2 separate regions of the Homo sapiens genome follow, and region 2 is linked to region 1. The links are chromatin loops, found by intact Hi-C in ENCODE. Cell type or tissue: Calu3. All regions are shown on one strand. Links, peaks and the distances in the headings refer to the core of each region. The heading gives the core; the rest is flanking DNA.

Region 1 (10,804 bases), core at 2,867-7,866:
TGTAAGCAGTCAGTGAGTTAACAGCACATGACAAAACTAAATTTGTAAAACCATTTGCTTTCTAGAAAGGAATCTGCCATACCTCCCAGAGGGCATTTAGCCATCCATTCAGTGCCTGAAATCTGTCATTTGTTGATTGTTATCATTGTCTTTCTGTTGCTTTTCTAGGATTATAGCTGAGAAGGTAAAGGACGTTCTGTTTATCCGACCCCGGAAGTATATTCACTGCTCCAGCCCAGACACCACAGAGCCTGGCTACATCAACATCATGGAGTTGGCAGCATCTGTTTGCCGCTATGACCTAGATGACATGGACATCTTCTGGCTTCAGGAACTCAATGAAGACCTTGCAGAAATGGGTAAGTTCTTTTCTCACAAGTAAGTTGTGACTTAATTCATGTTTTTTTTTTAAGTTATCAGAACCCTTTAGCTTGTTTTTATTTTTGTTGCCTCCTTTCTTTTCTGGCCTTTTCATTTATTTTTCTCATTGATTTTATCTTATTTCAGTGAGATATTTCTTCAAATGCATACATAGAAATAAAGCAATAATATTTAAATATGACCTTTTCTTTCCTCATTCATAGTTAATGGCACAGATCAAGGATAGCATATAGGTCTCATGAAGTTGTTTCCCAATTCAGGAAGTTTGAGAATGGCCATAGCTGATTGGCCATAGCTGATTGGACTTCTGGTTGAGAATTCTGAGGCAGGTTCCTGGCCTGAAAAGCAGTGTGATCAGTGAGCAGGGCCAGAGGTAGAGGCCCCTCTGGCAGGGGCTTGGAGAGAATCTCCAACTTCAGTATTGAGCAGCACCACTGCAACTGACAGATTGCTGTGACAGTACCCCTTAATGCAGGACTTGCTACCTGGAAGAAAAGTTGCAGGCCTAGAGCAAAACATTCACAAAGCAGTTCTTAGCTACTTCCACGGAGTTCTAGAGTTGTCATACAATATTCAAAAGATAAAATGAAACAAAAACAAGCAAATAAATTTATGTTTACATATGGAAGTAAACATAATTAATAATTTTAAAGTAAATGTGTGCCATACAATACCATACCAACAATACTGAGAAATGCTAGGCTGAAAGATAACTCATTTTATACTTACACACAGTTCTTGTTCATCTGTTTTCAGTCTAAGCAGTGTTCACGTCCAAGTTTTCCTGTAGATCTGTGGGTAGTTTTTAAGACTCCGTATAAGATATGGTGAAGGATACATTTGATCTCATTTTTGTTTGAATCACATTTTATTTCATTTTTGTTTGAATCACATTTGTTCATTGTTAGTATAAGGATCAGTGGTTTTTCTTTTCTTCCCGCCCTCCCTTTTTCCTTTCTTTCTTTTGAGGCTAGTATCTGAATGCACATGAATAAAAAACTGAAATTATATTAAAGCAGTTTGGCATGGGAATGATAGTTACTCTGCCAGTAACCAATCCTTATTCCTTGATTTTTAAAGCTTTTTGTTTTATGTCTTTTCTTGCTCTGCCCCCTAAGAGGAGAGGGGAGTGGTAAATTTAGGGTGGCAACCACAAAGAGAAGGGAATGAAAGACTGACAGAGAAGTAAAATCAGAATATGAGGACATAATCAAATGGATTCATGGCTCAATGTGCGCTTGTGTTCATAATGCATATAATATCCATAGCTATCACAATCATTGCAAGGCTGCCTTTGGCATGAAACTACCTTATTATGAGGTTCCTTTGGTATTTTGTAATTAATTCTCCTTGGGTGAGTTTTTTAAATAAACTTTTTATTTTGGAATAGTTTGATTTACAGAAAAGTTGCAGTTAGTACAGGGAGTTCTCATATACACCTCACAGTTTCAGTTCCCCTAATGTTAACATCTTACTTTACCATGGTACATATGTCAAAACTACAAAACCAATACTGGTACATTACTGTTAACTTCAGACTTTATTGGGATTTCAAGGTTTTTTTTTCCACTTACAACCTTTTTCTGTTCCAGGATCCCATCAAGTATACCACATTGCATTTAGGCTTGTAAGAATTTTAAAAGAGGATTGCAGTATCTCAAGCTTTTCTTTAGGGTGAATGATATTGCAGTGAGGTGTCTAAGAGCTTAAAGTAAACTTTTTAAAAACAATATTAAGCGTATTATGAATTAAGAACTTTTTAAGTTGAGTGCTGACTACATATTAAGCACCATACTAAGCAATGTACCAATATTACTTCATCTCAGCTTCACAACAAATCAGTGGGTTTCTTATTATTATACTAATTTCATAGATAAGAACACTAAGCCCTAAAGAGGATAAATAACGTGTCAAAGTTTACATAGCTAATATGAGGTAAGGTTGGAATTTTAATCCAAGTTTTCTTGTAACCAGACACTATATTCCTTTACTCCAAAAAAAAAATGTGTAACTTGTCTTGGCTGGAAAAATGAAACATAAGGCCTGGGCAGTTTTTGGTTTCATAAGTAGCCACACCTTAAAATGGTAGTTTATGTGGAATTCTAAAGTTTCTTAGGACATCTTATATTACAAATGAAGTGGAATACTTGGGTACATTTGTTTTGGATCATCTTGAGGATTATTCCGGAGTTTACAAGTTGTTAGAATAAATACATAAGTGCTGTCACAAAATTTGATTAATAAGTGTGGAAGGCTAAGATAAAGTTATAGCTGAGAAAAGGAATCAGGAAGCAAAGAAGGTAATTCCAGAATTGAAGTTAGACCTTTGTGAATATTAACAGGTTTATATGTTGTTATAGTTTGCCATTGAAAAATATTATTAGATTTTTTAAAAGTCATATTTGAAAAACAAAATATTTTATATGTGTAATCACCTACACATGGGACCTAGAATTTTCTTTTATGGGCTTCATACATTTTTATATGAAAATTTCCTTGTATAATCATTAGATATGCTCATTGAAGCTAACTTGCTAAGAATGAATTATTATATCCAAATAGTTATGTGATTTTAATTACTATGCTACAAATTATCGTGTCCAGAATTATAAAGCTTGGTGAAAGTCCTCCTACAGTGAGAATAAGAGAAAATATAGAGATTTAAGAGGAGACTGGCAAGGATTTGGACAAGAAATCGAAAGGGTCAGTAATATATCTTCTAAGGAACATGGTGAAATATACATCTCCTTTCATGTGTCAAACACTAATATATGATTATAGGTAAATGTTAGAGTAGCACTAGCAAAAGATTTTTTGAAATCTGGTTGTTTTAGAGCAGGAAAGAGATGTTTTTATCCTTTAGAATCCTACCCACTCCTGCACTGGGCTCACAGTAGGTGTTTTGGGAATGACAGCTGACTGATGGGTTGATTGATTGTTTGTATTTCTGTGCAGGTTGTGGGCCAGTTGATGAGAATCTTATGGAAAAGACAGTAGAAGTCCTGGAACGCCATTGCCATGAAAATATGAACCATGCTATTGAGACAGAGGAAGGGCTAGGCATAGAGTATGATGAAGATGTGATCTGTGATGTGTGCCGGTCTCCAGACAGTGAAGAAGGGAATGATATGGTGTTCTGTGATAAGTGTAACGTCTGTGTGCATCAGGTTAGTGAGAGTGGAGACCGTCATCTCCCTACGGTCAGCCTTTCTGAAGCTCAGTGATGATCTCCAGCACGCATATCTGGGTAGCAGCTTGCATTTAAGGGTGAAAATAAAGATTTGGCCTGGTTGTTCTTCAGTATTTCCTCTAGAAACAATGCTTCTTATGACCCCCAAGATGACTTGCTGACTAACTTTACCCCATGGGGCTAAACCCAGGTCTTTATTGTGTCACTTTATGCCCAGACCATTGGGATTGCCTTGTTCAGCTTGCCCCTAGGCCCCTGCCCCAGGGGGATCTCATTGCTGCCTGTCTGAGGTCTCTCCTCTTCCTTCAAATCTCCATGGCCTCATGAGGTTACACCCATGGTCAGTAACCTTGGTGAGTTTACACTTCCTACAAATAGAAGTCCAGACTCCTTATCCTGGCACTTGTAACCCTCCCCCATCCCCTAAACATGCCACTCCTAAGAATGTCCACCCCACTTTTAAAGATCACAGAATTTTAGGACTGCAAAAGACTGTCTAACTCCTCAATTTTACACAAATACCGGGAGAGGTGAAGTGACTTTACCCAAGCTGGTTATTTGTCATTCTTTCTACTATACTGCCTTTTTAATTAATAATGATGATTATGATATCAACCCTCCTTTCAGCTCTTTCCATTTTTTCCCCCACAAGCACTGTGTTCCAACAAAATAAGGTTACTCAAGGTGCAGTGATGAATATTCCTGACACTGTCCTATCTCCCATGTTTCAGCCACACTCCAATTTGTAAATGCCTCCTCCTATGTCCCAGCTATCAAAAATCTATATATTTTTCAAGGTCTAGTTCAAATCCTTTCTTGAACTCCCTTACCCTAAGTGATTTTTCATTCTTCTGAACCTGTTGTATATTTCATTCATTTTGTTAATTTGTCTAGCAAATAGGTACAGTACTCCGTGGGCCAGGATTGTGATGCATGCTGAGGACACAGTCAGTGATGAAGAGGCAGACATGGTCTGTGCCCCCAGGGAGATCATAGTCTGGTGAAAGAAATATAAGGAAACTGCCAATTTAGCATCATATGCCAAGTGTTTTTATAGATATAAGTCCAAGCTGCTGTGGAAATGCATCTGTGAGAAACGAGGGTCAGGGACAACTTCCAGGAGGTAGCACCCAAGCTAAATCTTAATGTCCAAAAGGAGATGTCAAGTAAACCAGCAATGTGTGTTCAGGCAGAGAGGAGAAATGTTCAGACAGGGTAGTGAAAGCAGGCAAAATATGTCAGAGGCAACTGAAGCCTTCAGAAACTGTAAAGTGGCAGAGTAGAGTAGGGAAGGCATGGAAAGTGAGGGTAGAGAGGGATACAAGAGACGTGTGTAAAGGACCGTCTGACAAACTAAGGAACTTCAGTTCTGTCCTGTCAACCCTGGAGGATATGATATGTATTTTAGAAAGATCATTCTGGCTACAAAATGACTAAAGTAATTAGAATAGATAACATAGCAGATAGAAACCAGGGCTTAAGATTATTTTAATTCCCTGGGCCTCTTAACCTAACCACCCTGTATGTAAAAGGTACTCAGAATTATTCTGTGACCAATTGGGTCTTTTTCTTCATTTACCTTTAACAAAGTGAATTTTGAAAATTTGTCTTCACTTTACCAATTATTGGCATTTATATCAGACTTTAAGTGAGAGCAGAAAATCTTTACCATTTAACTATGAACTTAAGTATTATATCTCACAATACAAGCCCAGAGTCCTTTCTCTGCAATTCCAAAATTATAAAGTTCTGAAAAACGCATGTTTTTGCTGAAGTTTCACACCAGAACTGATTTGAGGACAATACCACAACCCACCCAGTATGAGGCCATTTGTAGTCCTTATCCATTTTGTTTAAATACTCATATATTTTGTTAGAGAACTATTAATGTGTTTGGTTATATGGTATTGCCCCTGGTCCCACTGGGGGCTTAGGTCATATACTATATATATATATATACTTTCCTAAGATCTGAGCAATTCTGAATTTCCTAATTTTTCTTACCCTAGAGGTTTCAGATAAATGATTGTGGATCTGTAGTAGGCTTAAAAGGAATAGCATAAAGGTCATCTGTATATATTTCCTATGTTTGTCCTTTACAGTTGGGACAAAATAGTAAGTATTCTCAGGTTCTTTAACAAACTCAAATGTAGCATAATTATCTCCAATGCTATTTATTAGTCTTAAAAACGATTCCGGTAATGAATATAAATGATACCCCTTTCTCACATAGAAAGAGATGAGATGGCAATAACTGACCAGACCTTGCAGTATGTAAACTGGTATGTATTAAAGCTGGGACATTGGTACCCTATAAAGTTTCACATAAGAGATTCTTCCAAAGTGAGTATATTTACTTGGATTCTAAAGAGATACTTGGCTTAGAGCTCCCTCTGTTGGCTGAAAAGTGACTTAAAATACCTTGGAAGATTTGGTTTACTCCCTAACAGAATGGGGACATGTTGACATCTGAATTTATTAAACATGATTTTTCTTCTTTAGTGACACCATATTACATTTCAGTGTTTGTTCCTCAGTGACAAAAAATACACTTATGTGTACTTTAGAAGAGATGTGTACATAAGTAGCCTTTAGATTTTAACAATGAATTTAACATTTTTTCTTTAAAAAATGTGAAAGTTGGGCCGGGCATGGTGGCTCACGCCTGTAATCCCAGCACTTTGGGAGGCCGAGGCGGGTGGATCACGAGGTCAGGAGTTCAATACCAGCCTGGCCAATATGGTGAAACCCCGTCTCTATTAAAAATACAAAAATGAGCTGGGTGTGGTGGCATGCACCTGTAGTCCCAGCTGCTCGGGAGGCTGAGGCAGAAGAATTGCTTGAACCCAGGAGGTGGACATTGCAGTGAGCCAAGATTGCGCCACTGCACTCCAGCCTGGGCGACAGAGTGAGACTCCATCTCAAAAAAAAAAAAATGTGAAAGTTAGGGCCATTCTAAATCCTTTTACATGTATCTATGATCTTATGACTGTGAGTAAGTCCACAAAAGGGCTCAGTAAATGATGTTCTGCCCTATAGACTGGCCAGGAGCTAAAGGATATTCCAAGAGCCAGTCACTGACCTGACCTCTCTTCTGCCAGTCTGAAAGAGACTCTATTTTAGGGAGGAAGCTTGCTTTCATTTCCTAGCAAACATTCTGGGCCTCAGACAAAGAGCTTTAAAGGTTAGAAACCTTATAAAATGATGCCTTGCTCTTGTGAGAGGAGCCTACCTAGAGTCCAGCTTCAGTTCTTGAGCTAAATACATTTGTTTTATCCAACCACCTACTCAAGCTCAGCATAGGGGGCATTCCAGGTAAATTGATGATAACAGCTCTACCTCTAGTGACTTTAAAATCTCATTGAGTTCTGTAGGCCAGGGTTAATTAAAAGAAAAAAAAATACTAAAAATGTCACTGAGGAGAAGAAACACAACAGCAAATGTAGAGAAAAAGAATACATGATGCTGGCCGGGTGCTGTGACTCACACCTGTAATTCCAGCACTTTGGGAGACCAAAGTGTGGATCACTTGAGCCCAGGATTTTGAGAGTAGCCTGGGCAGTATTGCAAAACCTCGTCTCTACAAAAATTAGCTGGGCAGAGTGGCACATGCCTGTGCTCCTAGGTACTCGGGAGGCTAAGGTAGGACGATTGCTTGAGCCCAGGAGGTTGAGGCTACAGTGAGCCAAGATCATGCCACAGCATTCCAGCCTGGGTGACAGAGCAAGACCCTGTCTCAAAAAAAATAATAATAAAATTAAAGAACACATGATGCTGACTATGTACTTGGTGAGGGAAATTGCATGGAGTGGAGGATGGGAGTCAGGCAGTGGGACAAACGCAAGGGGCTACAGTGACCTGAGCAGGATTTTTGGAGGGGCCTGGAGTTTGAACCGGGTCTGGAAGGGTGAGAAAGGTCCAACTATGCAAACAACAGTTGACCATGTAGAGCAGGGAAGCTGCTTAGACACATGGATGTGAAAATAAGAATGACCAGTTATGGAGAAAACCAGGAGGCCTGCCTGTCCAAGTCAGAAGCCCTGTGTTTGGGTATAGTGGGGCATGAGATCAGATAGTGAAGTACAAGGAACAACAGGCTTTAGATAAGGAACCGGCAAACTTTTTCTTTAAGGATCCGCTGTAAATATTTCAGTCTTTATAGCCACATACAGTCTCTGTTACATGTTCTTCTTCTTCTCTTTACAACCCTTTAAAAATGTGAAAACCATTCTTAGCTTGTTGGCTTTATAAAACAGACCTTGGAAAATAGCCAACCCCTAGTTTGGATAGTGGGGAGCAGGTAAGAGCAGAAGGAATATCTAAAGGGCTTGCCACTGTACAATGGTATGAATTCTTTTAGTGAGGAGAATCTGGCAGTCAAGTAGAAGAAGGGTTGAAGGCGTGCAGGGGGAAAAAGAAAATGTAGAAATTAATCAATCCAGGCATGGCATAATGAGAACTTGGATAGAGCAAGTGGTGAGGACGGAGAGGAACGTCAGAGTCTTGGGGCCACTGTAGGGAGAATAGCAAGTACCAGGTCAGCAGATGAAAGAAAGTGAGTAATACAAGTCTAGGAATTTGGATCTGGAAGATAGGAAGTATGGTGGTGACACGGAAAGAAGGAGCTTGGAAAAGGACCAGGTTGTGGGGGGACCGATATTATGGTAACTGTTATAACTTGAATCTGAGTTGAGGGTGAATCTCCTGAGGCAGACAGAAATTTTGAAGCTGCCATATTGAATCAGTTAGTCTCTAATAGAGTAGAGCAGTAAGGAGGAAATGATGGGCAAAATTGGGGATAGCAAAAAGGGAGTCTAGAATGTTTCCCAAACTAATCTCCAGTTTCTCACAGTAATTATTTGTCCAACTTCATTCCATAAAGGATTTGAAGCACCTTCCAGAACTCATTATGAATTATTGTGATTAGTGTAATATTCTATTCAAGATTCATTCACAAGTCCCTGTTTCTTCAACCCAAGCAAGCAATTGCTACGATTTACTGAGTACTTTTTATGCACCAGGCGTTAATAGGCTTTTTATAAACGTCAGTTCATTTGCTCCTCAGAAGTTTCATTCTCTTTATTTTCTAAAACTTTTTTCTTGATCACAACAGTGTATGACTTTTAGGAAATGTTCAATAAGTGTTTGACTAATTATAATACATAGTCATTGAAGAAGCTTTAGAAAACAGACCAAAAAATGCTGTAATCACAACACTCAGATAACAGTTGGGTTAACGGTTGGCTGTATCTCCTCGTCTTGTTCTATCATCCTTAAAGTCAGTTCTCATGGACAGACATGCTGATCTTAGGAGAGATGCTGGAAGTTGCTTTTTTGAGTATTTTTAAATCACTCGATACTGGATATAAGCTTGTTCGGCTTTATTTGCCTTTCTCCCAAAAGCAGAGGATACTCTGTGACTGTGTATCAGAACAGATACCAACCCTGGTGAGAAGGTGCTGACCATTCTCCCCTCTCCTCCTCATACCTCCAGGCCTGCTATGGCATCCTCAAGGTCCCAGAAGGCAGCTGGCTGTGTCGCTCCTGTGTCCTGGGCATTTATCCGCAATGTGTGTTATGTCCAAAGAAAGGTGGAGCCCTGAAGACCACCAAGACAGGGACTAAATGGGCTCATGTCAGCTGTGCCCTGTGGATCCCAGAGGTAAGAATTCATCCAGGCCCGTGAGACCATTTGCTCCAGGGTGTCCCTGTTCCCCACAGCATTCAGACTGACTCAGGCTCAGTATGGAAATGCTTCATGCTTGCCCATGTTTCTGAAGTAATAGTACTTCCACTTGAGCTACCTCAGATCCTTATTGGATGCACACTTGCATGTAAGCCCATGGTGATTAATATATAGGTGGTATTCCCAGTGGTATTTGGGATAATACCCGAATATATACACGATATTTGGGATAATACCCAAATATATACATGATATTTGGGTATATCATGTATAAATTGATAAATTTGTATGAGAGGAGAGACACAAAAGACCAGGGTGTGAGCAGCAGAATTTTTTAAGGTAAAACTTATATTTAGATGCCAAATTTTAAGTGTAGAGTTTTGTGATATTTTACACGTTTGTATCTGTAACCACAACTCAGACCAAGACATGAAATACCCTAAAAATAGACATAAAGCACCCCAGAAAGATCCTCTATACCCACTTTCCAGTCTCTATCCCCCAAGAATAACCACCATTTTTGTCTTGATCATGATAGATTAATTTTATCTGGTTTTAAACTTCATACAGTATGTATTTTTTTCGGTCTGGCTAACACTCCATGTTGTGGTGTATATCAATAGTTTATTCCTTTCTATTGCTAATATTCCATTGTATGGATATACTCTGATTTATTCATTTTCCTTTGATGGGCATTTGGGTTGTTTACAGGTTTAGGCTATTACAAATAAAGTGAGCAGTAACTCTTTGTCTACTGTGATGATGCCCTTTACTTTTTTATTTTTATTTATTTTATTTTATTTTTGAGACAGAGTCTCGCTCTGTCACCCAGGCTGGAGTGCAGTGGCGCTATCTCGGCTCACTGCAAACTTCACCTCTCAGGTTCACGCCATTCTTCTGCCTCAGCCTCCCGAGTAGCTGGGACTACAGGTGCCCGCCACCATGCCTGGCTAATTTTTTTTTTTTTTTTTTGGTATTTTTAGTAGAGACGGGGTTTCACCGTGTTAGCCAGCATGGTCTCGATCTCCTGACCTCACGTGATCCACCTGTCTAGGCCTCCCAAAGTGCTGGGATTACAGGCGTGAGCCACTGCGCCCGGCCGATGCCCTTTACTTTTTGAAGCTCTTTTTAGGGCTTACACTCAACACCTGCCAAAGACCTTCTTTACTCAAAATTCAATTTTTTATCATTATCTAGCCTGGTCCTTCAGTTGCTGGTATTTCCTGAGTGGCTACATGTACACTAACTTAATTAAAATGGGGCTTGAAGACATTTCTTCTTATGGCTGCCTTTTTTTTTCTTTAGCTGTGTGGATATCCCACTCATGCCCTCTCTCCCCAGCCACTATCCAAACCAGCAAATTTGTTAGGCAGTTTAACTGCATGACAAGAGAGACTGCAGAATCTAGTTAATGGGGAGCTGACATTATATCAGTAACTCATTCTCCTTTAAGATTTTCTTGTTTTTAATCTTGTTAATATTGGTTCCAGGGGAGTTATTGTCTAATAAAGAAGCTCAGAGTTACACTAAAAGTCCCATATATATAC
Region 2 (10,804 bases), core at 3,419-8,418, 230 kb before region 1:
CGTTATAACAGGGGAGGTCAGTGGCACTGGAAATATATATTTTTTAATTTATTTTATCTTTTAAAAAAAATTTTGGCCAAGCTCGGTGGCTCACACCTGTAATCCCGGCACTTTGGGTGGCCAAGGTGGGCAGATCACCTGAAGTAAGGAGTTCAAGACCAGCCTGGCCAACATGGCAAAACCCTGTCTCTACTAAAAATACAAAAATTAGCCAGGCGTGGTGGTGTGTGCCTGTAATCCCAGCTACTTGGGAGGCTGAGGCAAGAGAATCACTTGAACTCGGGAGGCGGAGGCCGCAGTGAGCCGAGATTGCACCACTGCACTGCAGCCTGGATAAGAGAATGAGCCTCTGTCTCAAAAAAAAAAAAAAAAAGTACAGAGATAGGGAGTCTTGCTTTGTTGCCCAGGTTGGTCTTGAACTCCTGGCCTCAAGAGATTCTCTTGCCTTGGCCTTCCAAAGTGCTGAGATTACAGGTGTGAGCCACCACATCTGGCCTGAAAATATTTTTTACAGGGCGCTGTATTATTATTATTATTATTATTATCATTATTATCATTATTTGACACGGAGTCTTGCTCTGTTGCCCAGGCTGGAGTGCAGTGGGGTGATCTCAGCTCATTGCAACCTCTGCCTCCTGGGTTCAAGCAATTATCCTGTCTCAGCCTCCTGAGTAGCTGGGACTACAGGCGCACGCTGCCACACCCAGCTAATTTTTTTGTATTTTAGTAGAGATGGGGTTTCACCATGTTATCCAGGCTGGTCTCGAACTCCTGAGCTCAGGCAATCCACCGGCCTCAGCCTCCCAAAGTGCTGGGATTACAGGTGTGAGCCACTGTGCTGGGCCATGGCAGTGTATTATTTTTAAGGGCAGTGTAAGAGTTGGGAAAAGAGGCTGGGTGCAGTGGCTCATGCCTGTAATCCCAGCTCTTTGGGAGGCCAAGGAGGAAGGATCCCTTGAGGCCAAGAGTTTGAGACCAGCCTGGGCAACATAGCGAGACCCCCGTCTCTACCAAAAATAACAAAGTTAGCTGGGTGTGGTGGTGTGTGCCTGTAGTCCAAGCTCTTTGGGAGGCCAAGGTGAGAGGAGACCCTGAGTCCAGGAGTTTGAGGCAGCAGTGAGCTGTGTTCATGCCACTGCACTCCAGCCTGGGTGACAGAGTGAGACTCTGTCTCAAAAAAAAAAAAAAAGAAAAAAAAATTACATAAAACTTCTATTGCCTGAAGCCTTAGAGCTTTACAGAGACTCTGAATCACATCAAAATTATGAGCGAGGAGTCAACTTACAGACATTGCCTTGAAAGGTGGGAAAGGGAGAAGGTCTTTAATAAATGCTACCTTGAAAATGTCATCATAAGCCAGCATGATGTCTCATGCCTGTAATCCCAGCACTTTGGGAGGCCAAAGCATGCAGATTATTTGAGGTCAGGAGTTTGAGACCAGCCTGGCCAACATGGTGAAACTCCATCTTTATTAAAAATACAACAACAAAAAAATTGGCTGGTGTGGTGGTGCACACCTGTAATCCCAGCTACTCAGGAGGCTGGGCCTCGAGAATTGCTTGAACCCAGGAGGCAGAGGCTGCAGTGAGCCAAGATCGCACCACTGCACTCTATTCTGGGTAACAGAGTGAGACTCTGTCTCAAAAAGAAATAAATAAGGCCAGGCACAGTGGCTCATGCCTGTAATCCCAGCAATTTGGGAGGCTGAGGCAGGTGGATCGCCGGAGGTTGGGAGTTCGAGACCAGCCTGACCAACATGGAGAAACCCCATCTCTACTAAAAATACAGAAAATTAGCCAGGTGTAGTGGCACATGCCTGTAGTCACACCTATTCGGGAAGCTGAGGCAGGAGAATCACTTGAACCCCAGAGTTGGAGGTTGTGGTGAGCCAAGATCATGCCATTGCACTCCCACCTGGGCAACAAGAGCAAAACTCCGTCTCAAAATAAATAAAATAAAATAAAATAAAATAAAATAAAATAAAATAAAATAAATGTCATCATAGATTTGGTTCTTTCAGGTGGAGGGGCCAGGTAGATCAGCCCATGCTTCGTCAGGTGAACTTCTTGTTCTTGCCATAGGAATCTAGCGATGGGTATGTTAACACATGTCAATCCTACCAGGGGGAAAACAGATGCTAATAGGCTGAGTCGTGTAAAACATCTCAAGAAATTCTGTCAAATCCTAATAAAATAAGAGCAATTGTTAATCAAATTCAGTATTACAAAACATTTTAATCTTTGGTCAATTATTTAATAGTGATTTTGAGCACTTACTAACTACTCTGATTTAGCATACATTGTTTCTTTTAATCCTCACAACAATTCTATGAAAGCACCATACTATCATCAGCAGCACCATCCTTATTTTATTTTACTTTTGAGACAGGGTCTCACTCTGTTGCCCAGGCTGGAGTGCAATCAGAGCTCACTGCAGCCTCGACTTCCCAGGCTCAAGTGATCCTCGCATCTCAGTCTCCCAAGTACCTGGGACCACAGGCACACGCCACCATGTCCAGCTAATTTTTAAATTCTTTTGTAGAGATGGGGTCTTGCTATGTTGCCCAGACTGGTCTTGCATTCCTGAGCTCAAGCATCCTCTGTCTCTGCCTCCCAAAGTGCCAGGCATGAGCCATCATGCCCAGCCTAAATTATTTTAAATATTTAGTAGCTCTTTTGCATTTCCATGACTGGGAATTGCTTGTTCATGTCCTTTGCACTGCTCCCAGCCATTATCCCCATTTTACATAGGAGGAAAGTGAAGTTCAGGAATCTTAACTTGGCTGTGGTCACAAGTTCCTGGGATTCAAGCCACTGTAATCTGACCTCACAGCTCATGCTCAAACACTGTACTGTTTTGCCTTCTGTGGCCCCCATGTTTACTTACAAAACTTTATAGTACCTATACCTTTATAGGTATAGTATAGTATAGGTATAGTACCTATACCTTTATAGGTACTTTAAAAGTTCACTATAATAAAATTTCTGGCTGGGCACGGTCGCTCACGCCTGTAATCTCAGCACTTTTGGAGGCCAAGGCGGGTGGATCACCCGAGGTCAGGAGCTCGAGACCAGCCTGACTGACATGGAGAAACCCCATCTCTACTAAAAATACAAAAATTAGCCAGGAGTGGTGGCAGACGCCTGTAATCCCAGCTACTCGGGAGGCTGAGGCAGGATAATTGCTTGAACCCAGGAGGCGGAGGTTGCAGTGAGCTGAGATTGCACCATTGCACTCCAGCCTGGGCAACAAGAGAGAAAATCCATCTCAATAAATAAATAAATAAAATTTCTACATGTGCACTTCACTTTGGAATAAGTGTATATGTGGTGACATTGTTGGTTACCTACCCAGCATCCATCCTTTATCCTGCTTGTTGAAGAAACCCCAATTTTATTTAAGTATCTCTCCCTCCATTTGTTCAGCCTTTATAATTTAGTGAAGGTGATACCAGCTCACCTTGAGGGGCAGGTCCTGAGAAGTCTAGGCTAGTCATGGTAATCCTATTGCCCCTACCTGAGAAGCCAAATCCCAGGCTTACAACAATTAATCCAGCATTTCTCTCTGGGAACTGTTATGACTCCAGAGGTAATGACCAATGACCCAAACTGGCCTAAGAGGTGTCAAGTAGAGAACATTTATTCCTTGGTTTGATTGTAAATTTTCTCTCTTTCTCTCTCCCCCTTTCCCTCCCTCACTCACTCCCTCACTTCCACTCTCTCTTTCCCTGCCCCCCTTTCTTAACTCGTCACCTCTTTGTCTCTATGTCTATCTCTGTCTTTCTCACTCTCTTTGTCTCTCTCTCTCTTTCACACACACACACACACACACACACACACGCATACACACAGCTGTCAACGTGAAATTGCACCTTACACCAACCATCCCAAGAAAGAGCTGAAAAACCAAACCTGTTCCATTCATTCTAACTGCAAGTTTTGCAATGGTTACAGATAAAGAAACTGCATCTGGGACAAGACCAAAGTCATTTACTCCTCTCTTCTCCCTACTGATGACAACTCCAATTCTGCTTTGGCTCAGGAAGTTACCTACTTTTGAGGTGCTCCCAGATGCCCATTGGCTATATAAAGCCTTTAATCTCTATTTGAATCATTTTCATTTATTTCTTTGTTGCTATCCACTTGTCCCAACATACTATATTAAATATTCCATTCAGTAGCATTCCAAAGAAGGTGGGGGTGGGGGTAGGAGCAGTCCATTCAGCAGCTGGAGTAGGAGGAGAATTTTATCATTGACATTCTTCAGAATCACTGATGCCTGATGATGATAAAAATAAGACTGATTTATCCATCCTTATTATTGTTTGCAAATTCTTCATAATGGTGAACCCCTATGCTTCTATACTTAGGGTGAGCCATCGCACTGTCCCTCTTCCTAGCTTGGTACTCCACTGAGTCCATTTTTTTCCTACTGATTCAATTATTATGTATCAATTTCCATTCCTGGGTTTCCTCTTCTATTCCCTCGGTCTATCTCTTTATATTGAAGTTCACTCTCTTTTTTTTTTGAGACAGGGTTTCACCTTGTCTCCTAAGCTGGAGTGCAGTAGCACAATCATGGCTCACTTAATCCTCCAGTCTCAGCCTCCCAAAGTTCTGGGATTACAGGCATGAGTCACTGTGCCTGGCCCTAGTTACACTCTTAAGGCTTTATAATATGTCTTAATATCTGATCATTCTGGTTCCTCTATCATTGCTCTTCTGTTTTTTCAGATTTCTCTGGCTACCTTTTCCATATGCATTTCAAGATCAGTTTGTTTAGTTGTGGCTTCTGGTTTTGACTATAATTTTAATCGAATTTGAATTAGAACATTTGAAGTTTATAGTCCATTTGACATTACATAATATATAAAGTCATCTACCAAGGTTAGGGAAATTTCTCATTCTATTTATTATAATTTAAATTTTTAAAATTTTAGCCGTTCTTTGTTTTGTTGTTGTTGTTGTCTTGTTTTGTTTTTTTGAGATGGAGTCTTGCTCTGTCGCCCAGGCTGGAGTGCAGTATTCGATCTCAGCTCACTGCAACCTCCCCCTCCTGGCTTCAAGCAATTCTCCTGCCTCAGCCTCCTGAGTAGCTGGGATTACAGGTGCCTGCCACCACACCCAGCTAATTTTTTGTATTTTTAATAGAAACGGGGTTTCACCATGTTGGCCAGGCTGGTCTCTAACTCCTGACCTCGTGATTCACCTACCTGGGTCTCCCAAAGTGCTGGGATTACAGGCATGAGCCACCGTGCCCAGCCTTTAGTTGTTCTTTGAATAGGTGATTGTTGTGATTTGAATGTTTGTGTCCCCTGGGAAATTCATGTTAAAACTTTATCCCCAATGCAATAGTGTTAAGAAGTATGACCTTTGAGAGGTGATTGTGTCATGAGGGCTCCACCCTTATGAATGGGATCAGCACCCTGATAAAAGCGCTTAAGTTTGAAGGGAAAGGGCTCTTTCTTGCCCTTCCACGTTCCACCATGTGAGGGCACAGCAACAGGTGTTGTCTTGGAAGCAGAGAGCAGCCCTCACCAGATATCAGTGCCAGAACCCTGATCTTGGACTTCCCAGCCTCCAGAAGTGTAAGAAATAAATTTCTGTTCTTTATAAATTACCTAGTCTTAGGTTATTTTGTTATAGCAGAACAAACAGACTAAGACAGTGATAAACTCGTGCGGTGCAAAATTCAAAAGGAACAAAACATTTTATTTATTTATTTATTTATTGAGACAGAGTTTTGCTCTCGTTGCCCAGGCTGGAGTGCAGTGGCATGATCTGAGCTCACTGCAACCTCCGCCTCCTAGGTTCAAGCGATTCTTGTGCCTCAGCCTCTTGAGTAGCTGGGATTACAGGCGCCTGCCACCATGCCCTGCTAATTTTTATATTTTTAGTAGAGACGGAGTTTCGCCATGTTGGCCAGGCTGGTCTCGAACTCCTGAGCTCAGGTGATCCGACCGCCTCAGCCTCCCAAAGTGCTGGGATTACAGGTGTGAACCACCGCACCCGGCCAGAACAAAACATTTTATAGTGAAAAGTCATTTCCCCATCCCATCTCCCAGACACCCAGTTTTCTTCCCATGAGGCAACCTATGTTGCCAGCTTTTATCAGAGATGGTCTATGTGTAGACAAGCAGATATATGGGTATATTTTTTTCCCTTTGTATATAAGTGGCACCACACTTTACACACTGTTCTGTGCCATGCATTTTCCACTGAACAATATTTTTGGGAAATTATTTCAGGTTAATACATGAAAAGCTTCCCCTCCCCCAGCTGCATAATACTTTATTGAATAGATGTACCACAAAGTACCACTATTGCTGTTCATTTAGGTGAGGAAAGATCTCTTGCTATTATGTACTGTATGATTCCATTTGCATGAAATTCTAAATATTGCAAGATGATCTATAGTGACAGAAAGCAGATCAGTGGTTGTTCTGGGGATTGGATATGGGAATAAGGGGATGTGACATCTGTCAAAATTTGCTGAATTGGGCCAGGCGTGGTGGCTCACGCCTGTAATCCCAGCACTTTGGTAGGCCAAGCGCAGGGGGCTGGGAGGGTGGATCTCTTGAAGTCAGGAGTTTGAGACCAGCCTGGTCAACATGGTGAAACCCCATCTCTACCAAAAATATAAAAAATTAGCTGGGTGTGGTGGTGCACACCTGTAATCCCAGCTACTCAGGAGACTGAGGCAGGAGAATCGCTTGAATCCAGGAGGTGGAGGTTGCAGTGAGCAGAGATCACGCCACTGCACTCCAGCCTGTGTGACAGAGCGAGACTCCATCTCAAAAAATAATTACTGAATTGTACACTTTAGGTGAGTGCAGTTTATTGTACCTAAATCACACTTCAATAAAACTACTTTTCGCAAATCTAATGCCATTACCACAATGCTATAATAAATAACCTTTATATACATGTCCATTTTTTTCATCTCCACCTGTTTTCTCAAGTATTTGTCATGATTTTACAGTAACCGATTTTGTTTATTTTCAGAAAGGATAATCTTGGTACAAAAATATATTCATTTGTTTATTTAGTTGTTCAATTTTTTTTTGTCTGTTTCCCCCACCTCACTCCCTGCCCCCAGGAGAAAACAGGAACCTTGTCTATATCATTCACTACTTTTTATCCCCAGAGCACAGAATAGTGCCTAGCACAGAGTAGGTGTCCAACAAATATCTGTTGAAAGAAAGAGCATTAAAAATGTATATTTTCAGGCTTCACTTCTAGGGGTTCAGATTCAGTAGGTCTGTGGCAGGGCCTGGGAATCTGTATTTTTAATAAGTGCCTCAGATAATTCTGGTTGTCAATCAGGTTGGGATTCAGGCCTACCCCCTTGCTGCCCCAGGTAACTGCAGCAGTCTTCTTACTCCTTCCTGCGTGCTGTGCCCCTTCTTAAAACATTGTGATGTAGTAGATTGCTTCCAAAGATTGCCACAACACTCCTTCCCATCCTGAATGCCTTTTTCACCATGACTTTGCCACTCTTACTATCAAGAGGTGGAGCCTCTTTCTTCCCCTTGAATCATGTCTGATCTTGTAGCCTGCTTTGACCAATAGAATGTGATGGAAATGGGTGCTATGCCAGTTCAGCTCAAGGCCTAAGCCTTAAGAGACCTTGCAGCTTCCGTTTCTGCTCTTTTGGAAGCTATGTGAAAGAGAAGCAAGCCACCCAGCCAAAATCCTCCACCAAGGTCCTAGACATGTGAATGAGGTAATCTAGGATCCTTCACTGCTTGTGGAGCCACCCCAGTTGACAACACATGGAGAGGGATCAAGCTGCCCCTACTAAGCCATCCTCAGATTCCCAACTGACAGAATTGTGAGCAATTAAATGGTACTTGTTTTAAGCCCCTACATTTTGGAACTGACAGTTACAAGGTTATAATAACTAAAACAAATGCTATTGCATTGCTTTCAGGATACATCCTTAGAGGGTTTGAAAGACCTGTGATGATGTGACCCCTGGTCATCTCTCTAAACTCACCTCCTGCTAAAGCTACCCAGTCTAGGAAAACTTACCTGAGTCCCTAGGCTTCAGATGCTGTTATAGTTGACTTCTGACTTTGGAATAAGACATCCCTGGCGTTGTCCAAATTGCGTGGCCTTGATTAAGTTACCAAAGCACTCTTGGTTTTATTATTCTCATCTTTGACATAGGAATGATAATAGCACTTAACTCATAAGGGTGTTGCGTGAATTCACTAAGATAATGCATGACAAATATTTAGGATAGCACCTAGCACATGGGTGGAACACAATAAAGGTTAGCAATAATAATAATTACTACATTATCTTGTAATTGTCTGTTTTTGTTTTGTTTGGTTTTCCCCTCTAGATTGCAAGCACTGTGTGGACAGCAGGGACCATACCTTGTCCATTCTTATATTCTCAGGGTCTAGCATAGTAGGTGTACTCAATAAATAACTGTTAAATACATGAATGAACGAATGAATCAGCAAGAGAGTAAACAAACAAACTTATTAGTGATGCGATATTGATGAACTGAACTGCTACACGTATGTACACTGGTATTATCTCTTATTCTTTAAGAACAGAGCTTCAGGTATTCATTAGGTTCTCTCATTACAACAATGTGGTGAAGTTGTCTCAGAGTCCTGATTAGATAGGATCACAGGGCATGTTGAACCAGATTCTTTCTTATATTTTATTTTATTTGAGATGGAGTCTCGCTCTGTCTCCCAGGCTGGAGTGCAGTGGTGCGATCTCGGCTCACTGCAACGTCCGCCTCCCAGGTTCAAGTGATTCTCCTGCCTCAGCCTCCCCAGTATCTGGGATTACAGGCACCCACCACCACACCTGGCTAATTTTTGTATTTTTAGTAGAGATGGGTTTTCACCATGTTAGCCAGGCTGGTCTCGAACTCCCGACCTCAGGTAATCCACCCACCTCGGCCACTCAAAGTGCTGGGATTACAGGCGTGAGCCACTGTGCCCGGCCTTTTAAAAATTTTTTAATTTTTTAAATTATTTCTTTGAGACAATCTCACTCTGTCACTCAGGCTGGAGTGCAGTGGTGTGATCTCAGCTCACTGCAATCTCCGCCTCCCAGGTTCAAGCGATTCTCCTGCCTCAGCCTCCCGAGTAGCTGGGACTACAGGTGTGTGCCACCACACCTGGCTAATTTTTGTATTTTTAGTAGAGATGGGGTTCCACAACAGTGGCCAGGCTGGTCTTGAACTCCTGACTTCAAGTGATCTGCCCACCTCAGCCTCCCAAAGTGCTGGGATTACAGACGTGAGCCAACGCACCTGGCCTCTGACTCTTTGATTATGTTTTTTTGGTCTTGACTTTTTTCTTCCAACACAGATGCTATAGTTGGAATCTCAGTTAAGTCTTCTTCTGAAAGTGCTACGTAGATCTCTTAATTTTGTCAAGCATAAGGCCTCGCCTTTAACTTACATTGTTTATCTGTTTATAACAAATCGTATTATTGGGATTACAGGAAAAGCATTTTGGTGGAGTTTTCTGTTTGTTTTTTGCAGAGAGAAAGCAGTTTTCTATTTACTATTTCTACTTTAAGCTTCTGCAAGACTGTTTTTGTTTTTGACAACAAGCATGAACTGCTGGTAGTCAAGGAGATAGGATCATTACTGCAGTCTGAGAGTTGAAAACATCCAGATGTGTCACATTATTAATTAATCTGCTGCATTATTTTTCCATCTTATCTTCAAACACTGTCTCTTGCTACCCTGGTTATTAACAAGTAGTATAATTTATCCCTCAGAGGCCCTCAGAGTGACATAATTGTATTTTTAAAAACAGATGTACAAAACAAGGCAGGAAAGTATCACGTATTTTATAACACCAGAGCCTACTTACAAAGTTAAATAATTTAATGGTGATTTACAACTTAACATGTAGCTTATGTAACATGAAAAAAAATCTATGAGATAGAAATTAATGTGTTTTGTTGTTTTTTCAGGTTGTTTGTTTGTTTGTTTTGAGACAGGGTCTCATTCTGTCACCCAGGCTGGAGTGCAGTGGTGCAAACATGGCTCACTGTAGCCTTGATGTCCTTGGCTCAGGTGTTCCTCCCATCTCAGCCTCCCAAGTAGCTGGGACAACAGGCATGTGTCACCACGCCTGGCTAATTTGTGTATTTTTTTGGAAGAGATGGGCTTCGCCATAATGCCCAGGCTGGTCTCAACGTCCTGGTCTCAAAAGATCCTCCTACCTCAGCTTCCCGAAGTTCTGGGACTACAGGCGTGAGCCACCATGACTGACCTTCTATTTGGTTTTGAGGGTGTTTGTTTGTTTGTTTTGTGAGACAGAATCTCGCTCTGTCAGCCGGTCTGGAGTGCAGTGGCACAATCTCGGCTCACTGCAACTTCCACCTCCCGGGTTCAAGTGATTCTCCTGTCTCAGCCTCCCTAGTAGCTGGGATTACAGGCATGCACCGCCATGCCCAGCTACTTTTTGTAGTTTTAGTAGAGGCAAAGTTTCACCATGTTGGCCAGGCTGGTCCCAAACTCCTGACTTCAAGTGATCCACCCACCTCTGCCTCCCAAAGTGCTGGGATTACAGACGTGAGCCACCACCTCCAGCCTGTTTTGTTGTTGTTGTTGTTGTTGTTGTTGTTGTTGTTGTTGTTTTTCAAAATGAACCTTAACTTTTCCACACTATATTCATTGTTCCCATCTCCTCTCCTTTCAGTCTCTCTTGAACACCCTCCAGTCAGGCTTTCGTTCCTGTATCTCCACAAAAACTGCTCTTGTCCTAAGTCCCTAACAACCTCCACGTAACCAAATCCTGTGGTCATTTCAGTCTACG

The links. A loop is a pair of places that touch in the nucleus more often than their neighbours do. Peaks named below come from ENCODE experiments on the same cell type or tissue, not always from the same donor. Only the 100,000 strongest peaks of a DNase experiment are listed, where the experiment ranks them.
Region 2: it touches region 1 in a loop (4-fold over the local background); 9 of 110 quality-filtered maps call a loop at or near these places.

The regions. Positions count from the first base shown.
Region 1 is chrX:47,024,556-47,035,359 of GRCh38, forward strand. It overlaps JADE3 (jade family PHD finger 3), which reads left to right. Exons shown (of 11, transcript NM_014735.5): 5 at 169-359; 6 at 3,337-3,548; 7 at 9,066-9,233. Among named protein-coding and RNA genes, the nearest start is that of RGN, 48 kb to the right of the region's middle. In Calu3, for the core only: no CTCF peak of the experiment used is centred there; a DNase peak (open chromatin) is centred at 5,946.
Region 2 is chrX:46,797,901-46,808,704 of GRCh38, forward strand. No RefSeq gene overlaps it. Among named protein-coding and RNA genes, the nearest start is that of RP2, 34 kb to the right of the region's middle. In Calu3, for the core only: no CTCF peak of the experiment used is centred there; a DNase peak (open chromatin) is centred at 5,501.